Linked DNA regions of Homo sapiens: region 2 is linked to region 1. Evidence: read pairs that join two places in POLR2A ChIA-PET (ENCODE). Cell type or tissue: Panc1. All regions are shown on one strand. Each heading gives the region's core, and the rest is flanking DNA. Links, peaks and the distances in the headings are about the cores only.

Region 1 (5,327 bases), core at 49-5,048:
GTGGATGTTCCTCATCTGAAATTTTGAGAATGGAGAGAATTATTCTGGATAAGTTGAATTGGGATCTTCACACAGCCACACCATTGGATTTTCTTCATATTGTAAATATACCTGAAGTCTTTTAGTTTCTTATTTGAGTGTGTAGTTTTCAGTAAATTAAAAAATAGATTGCCTACTCATTTATTTTGTACTGGAAATAGGAAAAAGAAAACTTGATATCCAAGGAAAAATTATAAATTAGTATATATGTCATATCACTGAAGCTTAATTCGCAGACTTAGAAATTGAATAGGTTAGGCTGGGCGCGGTGGCTCACGCCTGTAATCCCAGCACTTTGAGAGGCTGAGGCAGGCGGATCACTTGAGGTCAGGAATTTGAGACCAGCCTGGCCAACATGGTGAAACCCTGTCTCTACTAAAAATACAAAAATTAGCCGGGCATGGTGGCAGGCGCCTGTAATCGCAGCTACTCAGGATGCTGAGGCAGGCAGGAGAATTGCTTGAATCCAGGAGGCGGATGTTGCAGTGAGTTGAGATCATGCTACTGCACTCCAGCCTGGGCAACAGAGTGAGACTCTGTCTCAAAAAAAAAAAAAAAAGAAATTGAATAGGTTGCATCAATTTCTATATGTAATTTCCCAGATATTTAAATAAAGTTAAAATGATGTTCTTGTGATTTTCAGTTCCATGCCATTGCAGTGTCAACTAGGCCTCAGTTACTTTTCAGTTTGCCCAAATTGAGCCCATCTCAACATTTGGCAGTCCTTACCAAGCAACTACTTCACTGTATGGCCTGCAACCAACTTCTGCAATTCAGAGGATCCATGCTTGCTCTGGCCATGGTTAGTCTGGAAATGGAGAAACTCATTCCTGATTGGCTTTCTCTTACAATTGAACTGCTTCAGAAAGCACAGGTAGGTGTCAGTCTAATTAAATAGTGTTCTTTTTAAGTTTTTCTATTATTGGAATACATAGAGTTACCAAACTAAAAGACATTTCTCATGTTGTAATGGCAAACCATTCTTAAGAGTAGACAAGAGTAAAGTATATATTTTAAATTTACGGGCTAGGTGATCTCTTTTTTTCATATAAAACTTATATAGTATTTTTAAGATTCCTTTTAACCATTTCTCTTATTTTTAAGAATTCTAAAATGTTCATAAGATTGTCAATACCATATTGTCCTTTAGTTTTTTGTAAAGAAACTTCCTAGCTACATCTGTAGGTTTTAATGTAGTACTTCTTTACTTCACTCATTTTATAACGGATGTCAGGAACAAAAATTAGAATAAGTTGCTTTTTAGACAAGCAAATAATTTATTGTTGGCTAGTAAGTGAAGTATTTATACCAAACTGGCAGGTAGAAGCCACTTTTCTGAAAGAGGTTTTTCCCTGGCAGTTCCATTATTACCTAAGATTAGTTTGTAACTTGTATCTACAGATTATTATAAAATGTATAGGTTGATAAATTATCAACTACCTAAGTAAAATGTAAAGGTTCAGTGGAGAAAATTCTCATTCAAATGGAAAGTTGGTGAGAGTGCTGTATGTTAGCAACTACTTTGAGAGAAGGCTTACTGGTTCTATTCATGTCACCAAATAGAACTTACCGAGTTTAGATCTGCTGCAGACCATTTTCCTGCCACCTGAATCCATAAAAGACTCATGAACCTACTTTCCCTTTATATGGCTATTTATTCTTATTTAACAGTAGTTATTCTGATTTGTTTTATTGGATTTTACTTAGAAGATTGTGAAATTCTAAGCTTAACATTTTGCAATAAACTAATTGTAGCAAAGAACTGCAGTTATTGAGCTAAAAATTTAGATTATTATAAAAGAAAAACATAATAGTTGAATTTGGTGTTTTTCTAAGAAAGTTATAATTGATCTTATAGCAAACATTTTAAGAAGTATGTCTGAAGAAAATGAACCAGGCAAAAAAATAATTTTTTTTTTAAACAAGTATGTCAGTGCTTCCAAGAATTTTAGGCTCTAGTTTGTGAGCAGAGGGGAGCTCAGTCTTTTCATAAAAAGGTTGATGATCAGAGCAGTATGTTAGCTAGAGATCTACCTATGTAGTGTAACATGGGCTGTTTTTTGTTTTGAAGGGATATCTTAATTGTCTTAGATTAAAATAATTAAATGCTGTAATGAGAATAAATCCTAGGAGGTAGTTGCTACTTAGAATTTTTAGAAATTATGATAAACCACCATTTAAATGAATAATATGACACAGAAAATTTACTTTGCTCACCCTGGAGTGTTAGAAAGAAAAGTTGAATATTAATCACTCACATTAGACTGTGAAGTAGAGGAATAGGCTTAATAGAAAACCTCCTACATTACATTATTTTTATTGGAACAAATGACATCTCTCTAAATGCCTTCTGACTTATTCTCTGTGCTTACTCTCAAGATAGTACAGAAAAAGATTGCTTTAAAGTGTTAGTGTCAGAGGACAGATTTTGAAGCATAAATAATAATGTTGTAAATAGCATGTGTATTCTGTAGCTTTGAGATCATGTTTTCCTAGTGAAAAACACTGGAAAATCTGATACTCTTTTGTAAGTTTTCTGGTGCTAGAGGAAGAGAGTATTCACTGAAACTTTTTTTTCTTCTTAGCTGAAGGAGTATTGCAAACCTGGGATTTGACAGAATCTTTGGAGAAGTTATTTCATTCACCTCCTTTATTTTATAGCTCTGGTGTAGGGAACTGGAGACTTTCTTAGAGCCGTGTAGAGCTACTTAGTAGTGATTTAAAAGAACCAATGCTTTTTTTCATACCACACAAACCTTAAAAATTCTAGTTCAGTGGTTTTCATAATTTGTTTTAGAAGTGGAACCCTTTCCCAGTCCCCCTTCCCCAAAGAAAATCTTGTACACACACAATCCCAGAATATAGAATAGAAGAACGGAGCTATACTTGTGTTTAAGGGCAGATCTCCACTCAACATAGCGTTTTCCCTTCCATAGCTAGAAATCTACCTATGTAGTGTAGGTTTAGATTATATTATGTAGGTAGTCTTTGGACGTAGTTTGAAAACTGGAAATACAGTGAATTTTTTTTCTTTTTAAGAGATATGCCCCATGTAGTATATAATTGCAGTGGGGAAGTTAGTGAAGAAAAGGAAGGTCATAAATCTTGGTAGAGACTTTTGGGACTTGTTCTAGCAGTTCTCTAACACCAACCCATGTGGTCCAAACATGGATGGCTCCTAGTTCTTTAGGACTCATTTCTGTTTTTGCTAAGTTTGCTGTGTTCAGGTAGGGAACACCAGGTCTAATATCTTTGTGTTTAGACGTGTGACAAGGCCACAATATCAGATTTCTTCCTAGTTTTCTGGTTTTAATATAGGAAAGTCTTGCATCAGATTGATGAGATCATGCCAAAATTATTTGCGACATGATTCCCAGTGTCTTGGTTTGAGGAGAGTCCATCACAGACATACCGTGCTGTGAGGAGGCCACTCTCACTAGTTCTGCCTGAGCCCCCACTTTGAGACAAAGTATGGTGAGTGTTCCCAGGTTTGAAAGGCAATCTTCCTTTTGTCCCTGTTAACCTCCCACTACACCCCCTTAAGCTCTTGCGCCACCTGTTGGTCACCATTCTGGGATGGCTAAACCTCTTTCTCTCCTTAGCCTTATAAACTCAGGCTGTTAACTCTACCTAGATTAGTGTGGTGGTCTTTGTAGTTCCTAGCTGGGCAGTAGTCAAAGTACATGTTCTAGTTTAAAACTAGAGTAGGTGCAGCCATAAAACAGAACAAAATCATGTCCTTTGCAGCAACATGGATGCAGCTGGAGGCCATTATCCTGAGTGAATTAACGCAGGAACAGAAAACCAAATACCACACGTTCTCACAAGTGGGAGCTAAACGTTGGGTACACGCGGACATAAAGATGGCAACAGTAGAAACTGGGGACTACTAGAAGGGGGAGGGAGGGAGGGGAGCAAGGGTTGAAAAACTGTTGGGTACTGTGCTCACTACCTGGTTGACAGGATCACTTGTACTCCAAACCTCAGCATCATGCAATATATATCTAGTTAATAAACCTGCACATGTACCATCTAAAAGTAAAAAGAAGCAAATTTAAAAAAAAAAAAACAAAAAAACAGACCCCTCCCCACCAGTCTCCTGGTTCTTTTTGAAGGTGGCTGTGGTCAGACTATTCCAGCAGGTTCCTCAGTGCTTCATGCTGTTCATCAAACCTGGATCCATCTGGACCTACCATTTATGTCATTTATTGTTATAAAAAATAATACATATTCTCTTGACACCTTATAATTAGAGTTCATTTAAGTCCTTTTTATCAACTCCATTAGAGTACTTGTCTGGTGTCGAGAGTTTTGGTAGTTCCAGTATATGTGCTTGTTTTGTTTCTTCCACTGGATCTCAAGAAGGAACAAATTATTTTGGTGTCTTATAGAACAAATTCAGATTGTACTAGATTAGAAGGAATTTATTTTGATGTTATTTTGGAGAAAAGACTTACTTGGGACTTGGGTGGAAGTGGAGTTCATATGGATGGTTTTGTTTTGAATAATTTCTAAGGTCTTTTAGCTCTATCATTTCTTGTCAGTCTCCCACCGCTAAAATATAACTCTATTTACTTCGTTTTTTCACACAGAAAGATTATAGTGACATAGTCTTCCTCTTACTTAAATACATGTCTTTTTAGGATTCTGCCATAGTATTGATTCTGCCATGGCATTTATTATGCCCAGTGACCAAGGCATTAGAATATTTGTGGTACCTTTACCTTTTTAGGCCAATAAATATCATTCATTTGCTAAAGAACATTTCATTAAACGAGGTACAGTTGGCTCTCCATATCCATGGGTTTGGCATCTGGATTCAACCAACCGTGAATTGAAAATATTCAGGAAGAAATTTCACAGAGTTCCAAAAAAACCTGGAATTTGTGGCATGCTGAGTACTACATTGAATCTACACAGATGAAGTGATGTGTAGGCATTCTGTTAGGTATTATAAGTAATCTAGGGATGATTTAAAGTATACAGGACAATGCGAGTGGGTTATATGCAAATACTACATTATTTTATATAAGAGACTTGAGCATGTTGGGTTTTGTTATCTTTTGGGGGATCCTAGAACTAATCCCCCATGGATACTGTGGGATGACTGTACTTATTTTTTAGAAATAATTTCTACACTATAGCCCCTTTTTTACTCCCAGTTTCTTTCATTTTTTTTTTTTTAGGCTTCCTAAAATATTGGCAGAAGCTCCATCCTTTCTCTGTGCTTTGTTCCAATGTTTTTAGCATGTTTCAGCTTGTTCTACATCCCTGGGATATATAATAAG
Region 2 (5,452 bases), core at 231-5,230, 210 kb after region 1:
ATTGCTATGAGAGCCAGTCTCTCTGTAGCTAATTTGAGGCATGAAGGTGGCTGGTGGTGGAGGAAGAATGCCAGTGTATCATTCAGACTGTCCAATAGGCAAACACATGTTTGAAGAATAATCCTCAGTTGTTTGGGAGTGTGGTAAAATGGCACTCTCCTACACTGTTATGGGAGGAGATAAAGCAAATTGATACAAACTTGCTAGTGAGCGTTTTGGCAACATGTATCAAAAGCCTTAAAATGTTCATCCTCTTTAATCAGGTAATTCTGTTTCCAGGAATTTATCCTGAGGATATAATTTTGTATTTGCACAAGGACTTATTCAGAAAGAGCTTTTTACAGGGTTATTCACAATAACAAAAGACAATGCAAATGTTCATCAATGCAGAATTGGTTAAATTATCAGTGCTACATCTATGCATGAAAATATGAGACAACCATTAAAAATTATATTCAAAGATTAGAAAATGTTAATAATTTTTAAGTAATGAATGCATGAAGGTTCATTATGATATTCTCTTTCCTTGTAGTATGGTTGAAATTTTCCGCCATAAAAACTAAAAAACTCTTGTTCTCAAAGAATGTTTATATCTAACGGAAAATTTTATAAGGCAAATGTTTATAAGGCTTTATTAAGTGGTAAATGCAGGTTATAAAACAGTATGGATAAATGTATGATAGAATTCCATAGGATCCTAACTTTGTAATACAGATAAAAAACTCTGACACACACATATATACACTCATACATATATATTCGCACATATGTAATAATATCTTTATGTTGCTTATATGGTTTATTAGGGTTCTCTAGAGGGACAGAACTAATGGGATATCTATATATCTATATATCTATATATATCTATAGATATATATAGCTATATATATCTATATATATATCTATAGATATATATAGCTATATATATCTATAGATATCTATATATATCTATATATATTATATATAGATATAATCATGCATTACTTTTATAATCAGCAAAAATAATCGTTGAATATTAAATGGGAAGGTAATCTTTTTAACGAAGGGGAAGAATCAGATAGGTCTGGATCCTGGCTCATGACTTACCAGCTCTGTGACTTGGTATAGATATAGATATAGATATCGATATCGATATCTATAGATATATATATATGGAAGTTTATTAAGTAGTATTAACTAACACGATCACAAGGTCCCACAACAGGCTGTCTGCAAGTTGAGGAGCAAGGAAGCCAGTCTGAGCCTTTCCAAAGCTGAAGAACTTGGAGTCTGATGTTCAAGGGTAGGAAGCATCCAGCACGGGAGAAAGATGTAGGCTGAGAGGCTAAGCCAGTTTAGCCTTTTCACATTTTTCTGCCTACTTTATATTCTGGCCTCACTGACAGCTGATTAGATGGTGCCCATCCAGGTTAAGGGTGGGTCTGCCTTTCCCAGCCCACTGACACAAATGTTAATCTCCTTTAGCAGTACCCTCATGGACACACCCAAGATCAATATTTTGCACCCTTCATTCCAATCAAGTTGACGCTCAGTATTAGCCTTCACATATGTGTATATATGAGACATATATATGTATATATAACTTGAATAGAAAGATATGTTAGCAGGTCTATCCCTGGGTAGTGCAACTATGGGAATTTTAGATTTTCTTTTTATAAATCTTTATATTTTCAAAGATTTATTTAATAATCATGCATTACTTTTATAATCAGCAAAAATAATCGTTGAATATTAAATGGGAAGGTAATCTTTTTAACGAAGGGGAAGAATCAGATAGGTCTGGCTCCTGGCTCATGACTTACCAGCTCTGTGACTTGGGGCAAGTTTCTTAACCTTCATAACTCTCAGTTTATGTGTCTATAATAAGAAAAAAAGTACTGCAAATTTGTGGGGTTTATATGAAGTTTAGATAAAACAATGCAAATAAAGCTTTTAACATTGTATCTAATAGAGATAAAGGCTCAAAAAAATTTAATAAAACTTCAGTCTGACTCTGCTGTGATCATGATAGCATGACTGGTAGTTCATTAGCCTTCCAGCAATAAAAACAAATTAGAAAACTAGACAAAATATATGAAACAACTATCTTCAGACATCGGACAACAGGCATGCAGAATTTTGATTACTGAGAGAAGGAAAACAAATTCAGTGAGCCCTCCAGCTTCCCTGGCTTTCTGGACTACAGTACAAGAAAAGGGATTACTAACAGAGTATGATAGCCTCGCTGAAATGAGGAGACACAGATCAGACTTTGGGGAGGTCAAGACAACAATAATTTATAAGGCAAGTTATCAGAGAGAAAGAGTATGCAGGCCAGGTGTGGTGGCTCATGCCTGTAATCCTAGCAGTTTGGGAGGCCGAGGAGGGCAGATCACCTGAGGTCAGGAGTTTGAGACCAGTCTGGCCCATATGGCAAAACCCCGTCTCTACTAAAAATACAAAAACAAAACAAAACAAAACAAATTAGCCAGGTGTGGTGGTGCGTGCCACCCAGCTACTCGGGAGGCTGAGGCAGGAGAATCACTTGAACCCGGGAGGCGGAGGTTGCAGTGAGCCGAGATCAGGCCACTGCACTCCAGCCTGGGCAACAGAGCGAGACTCTGTCTCAAAACCAAACAAACAAACACATAAAAACATTAGCCAGGCATGGTGTCAGCTGCCTGTAATCCCAGCTACTCGGGAGTGAGCCGAGATAGTGCCACTGCACTCCAGTCTGGGTGACAGAGCGAGACTCCATCTTAAAAAAAAAAAAATAAAAGGATCCAGAGAAGGGATTGCATAAGTATTCATAGGTGTCATTTTGAGTCTCTAGCCAAATACCAGACTGCATATGCGTAAGGTGAGACTCCGTACGTTGGGCACATAAAACAATTATCAGGGAAAGAAAAACTACCAGGGAACTGCAAACTGAATAATAATTGGAACTTACAGAAAGTTGAGAGACACTCAGTAGGGCCCAGAAAAGGCCACCCCCTAGGGGTAAGGCCAGAGTGGTCATAAAATAGAGGGTACTTTAGGCCCTCCCAAACAAAGCTTAAAAATAAGCCTCAAAAAGACTAAGCTAGGCTGGGCATGGTTGGTCATGTCTATAATCCCAACATTTTGGGAGGCTGGGGCAGGATGATCACTTGAGCCCAGGGGTTCAAGACCACCCTGAGCAACATGGTGAGACTCTCATCTCTACAAAAAATTTAAAAAATTAGCCAGGTGTGGTGGCATATGCCTATGGTTGCAGCTACTTGGGAGACTGCTTGAGCCCAGGAGACTGAGGCTATGACCACAACACTGTACTCTAGCCTGGGTGAGAGAGCTAGATACTGTCTCACACACAAAAAAAAAAAAAAAAAAAAAAAAAGACTAAGCTGATTCCCAACCAAGTTGACTGCCTGCAAGAATCAAGTACAACAAGGCCGGGCATGGTGGCTCACACCTGTAATCCCAGTGCTTTGGGAGGTCAAGGCAGATGGATCATTTGAGATCAGGAGTTCGAGACCAGCCTGGCCAAAGTGGTGAAACCCCGCCTCTACTATAAATAAATAAATAAATAAATAAAATTAGCTGGGTGTGGTGGTGCATGCCTGTAACCCCAGCTACTCAGGAGGCTGAGGCAGGATAATTGATTGAACCTGGAAGACGGAGGTTGCAGTGAGCTGAGATCATGCCACTGCCCTCCAGCCTGGGCAACAGAGTGAGACTCCATCTCAACAACAACAAAAAAAGAATAAAATGTTACAGTTTTTAAACATAAAAGGCCGAGCATGGTGGCTCATGTCTGTAATCCCAGCACTTTGGGAGGCCGAGGCGGGTGGACCACTTAAGATCAAGAGTTCAAGACCAGCCTGGTCAACATGGTGAAACCCTGTCTCTACTAAAAATGCAAAAATTAACTGGGCATGGTGGTGCATGCCTATAATCCCAGCTACTTAGGAGGCTGAGGCAGGAGAATTGCTTGAACCCTGGAGGCGGAAGTAGCAGTGAGCCAAGATCGTGCCACTGCACTTTAGCCTGGGCGACAGAGTGAGACTCCATCTCAAAAAAAGAAAAGGAAAAACATAACATTCACAATGTGAAAATCCAATAAAAACATTACTAGACATGAAAGAAAACATGAAAATGTGATCCTTAACCAGAAGAAAACCAATGAATAGAAATGGGCCCAGAAATGATATAAACAATGAAATTAGCAGCCAAGAACTTTAAGAGAATTATATTGTGAATATGTTAAGGAATTAACATATAGTGAGGATACAAGTATTAAAAAATAATACCAATGGAGCTGGGTTCAATAACATATGTATAAGTAAAAGGTATGACAAAGGCAGAGTAGGGAAATCAGATTGTTATAAAGGTCTAATATGATATATGCAGCAGTACAATTTTATTTGAAGGTAGACTGTGATAAGATAAGGATGCATATTGTAAACCCTAGAGCAATCACCATAAAAATAGACTAAAGATGTATAAACTGGCCGGGTGCAATGGCTCATGCCTGTAATCACAACAGTTTCGGGGGTTGAGGTGGCAGATTTGCTTGAGTCCAGGAGTTTCAGAACAGTATGGGCAACATCGCAAAACTCTATTTCTAGAAAAAATACAAAAACTAGCCAGGCATGGTGGTGAATGCCTGTAGTCCCAACTACTCAGAAGGCTGAGGTGGGAGGATCACTTCTTTAGCCTGGGAGGCGGAGGTTGCAGTGAGCCTAGATGGTGCCACTGCACTCCAGCCTGGATGACAGAGCAAGACCGTATGTATTGCCAAAATAAATAAATAAATAATAAAAAATAAAATAAAATAAAATAAATAAGTTATAAACCAATGAGGGACATTAAATAAAAAAAATCCAAAAGAGGCCAGGCATGGTGGCTCACGCCTGTAATCCCAGCACTTTGGGGGGCTGAGGCAGGCGGATCACGAGGTCAAGAGATCGAGACCATCCTGGCCAACATGGTGACACCCTGTCTCTACTAAAAAAGCAAAAATTAGCTGGGCCTGGTGGTGTGCACCTGTAGTCCCAGCTACTTGGGAGGCTGAGGCAGGAGAATCGCTTGAACCCAGGAGGTGGAGGTTGCGGTGAGCTGAAATCGTGCTACTGCAGTCCAGCCTGGTGACAGAGTGAGACTCTGTCTCGAAAAAAGAAAAAAAAAAAAAGAAAATAGGAAACAGAAAAAAGTGAACAAAGAAGAGCTGAGACAAAAAGCAAAATGGTTGCTATAAATTCAACAATTGCATTAAATATAAATGGACTAAATGCATCAATTAAAAGCAGAGATTATCAGATAGGAAAAAAAAACAAGACACATACATGTCTTCTAAAAGAAACACACTCTAAATACAAAAACAGAGGCTGAGTAATCTTAGCACTTTGGGAAGCCGAGGAGGAAGGGAACACTTGAGCCCAAGAGTTCAAGACCAGCCTGGGCAACAGAGTGAGACCCTATCTCTACAAAAAAA

Evidence for each region. ChIA-PET counts read pairs that join two places held together with the same protein. Peaks named below come from ENCODE experiments on the same cell type or tissue, not always from the same donor. Only the 100,000 strongest peaks of a DNase experiment are listed, where the experiment ranks them.
Region 2: POLR2A ChIA-PET joins it to region 1 with 8 read pairs; 3 of 35 experiments call an interaction of 5 or more read pairs at or near these places.

What each region holds. Positions count from the first base shown.
Region 1 is chr4:77,050,736-77,056,062 of GRCh38, reverse strand. CCNI (cyclin I) reads left to right here. Exons shown (of 7, transcript NM_006835.3): 5 at 1-101; 6 at 683-913. Among named protein-coding and RNA genes, the nearest start is that of CCNI, 23 kb to the left of the region's middle. In Panc1, for the core only: CTCF peaks have their summits at 3,388 and 3,588 (motif pointing left); no DNase peak of the experiment used is centred there.
Region 2 is chr4:76,840,235-76,845,686 of GRCh38, reverse strand. LOC124900866 (putative uncharacterized protein encoded by LINC00596) reads right to left here and starts at 4,029. Exons shown (of 3, transcript XM_047416557.1): 1 at 3,886-4,029. The coding sequence starts at 4,029. In Panc1, for the core only: no CTCF peak of the experiment used is centred there; no DNase peak of the experiment used is centred there; H3K27ac peaks cover 612 bases.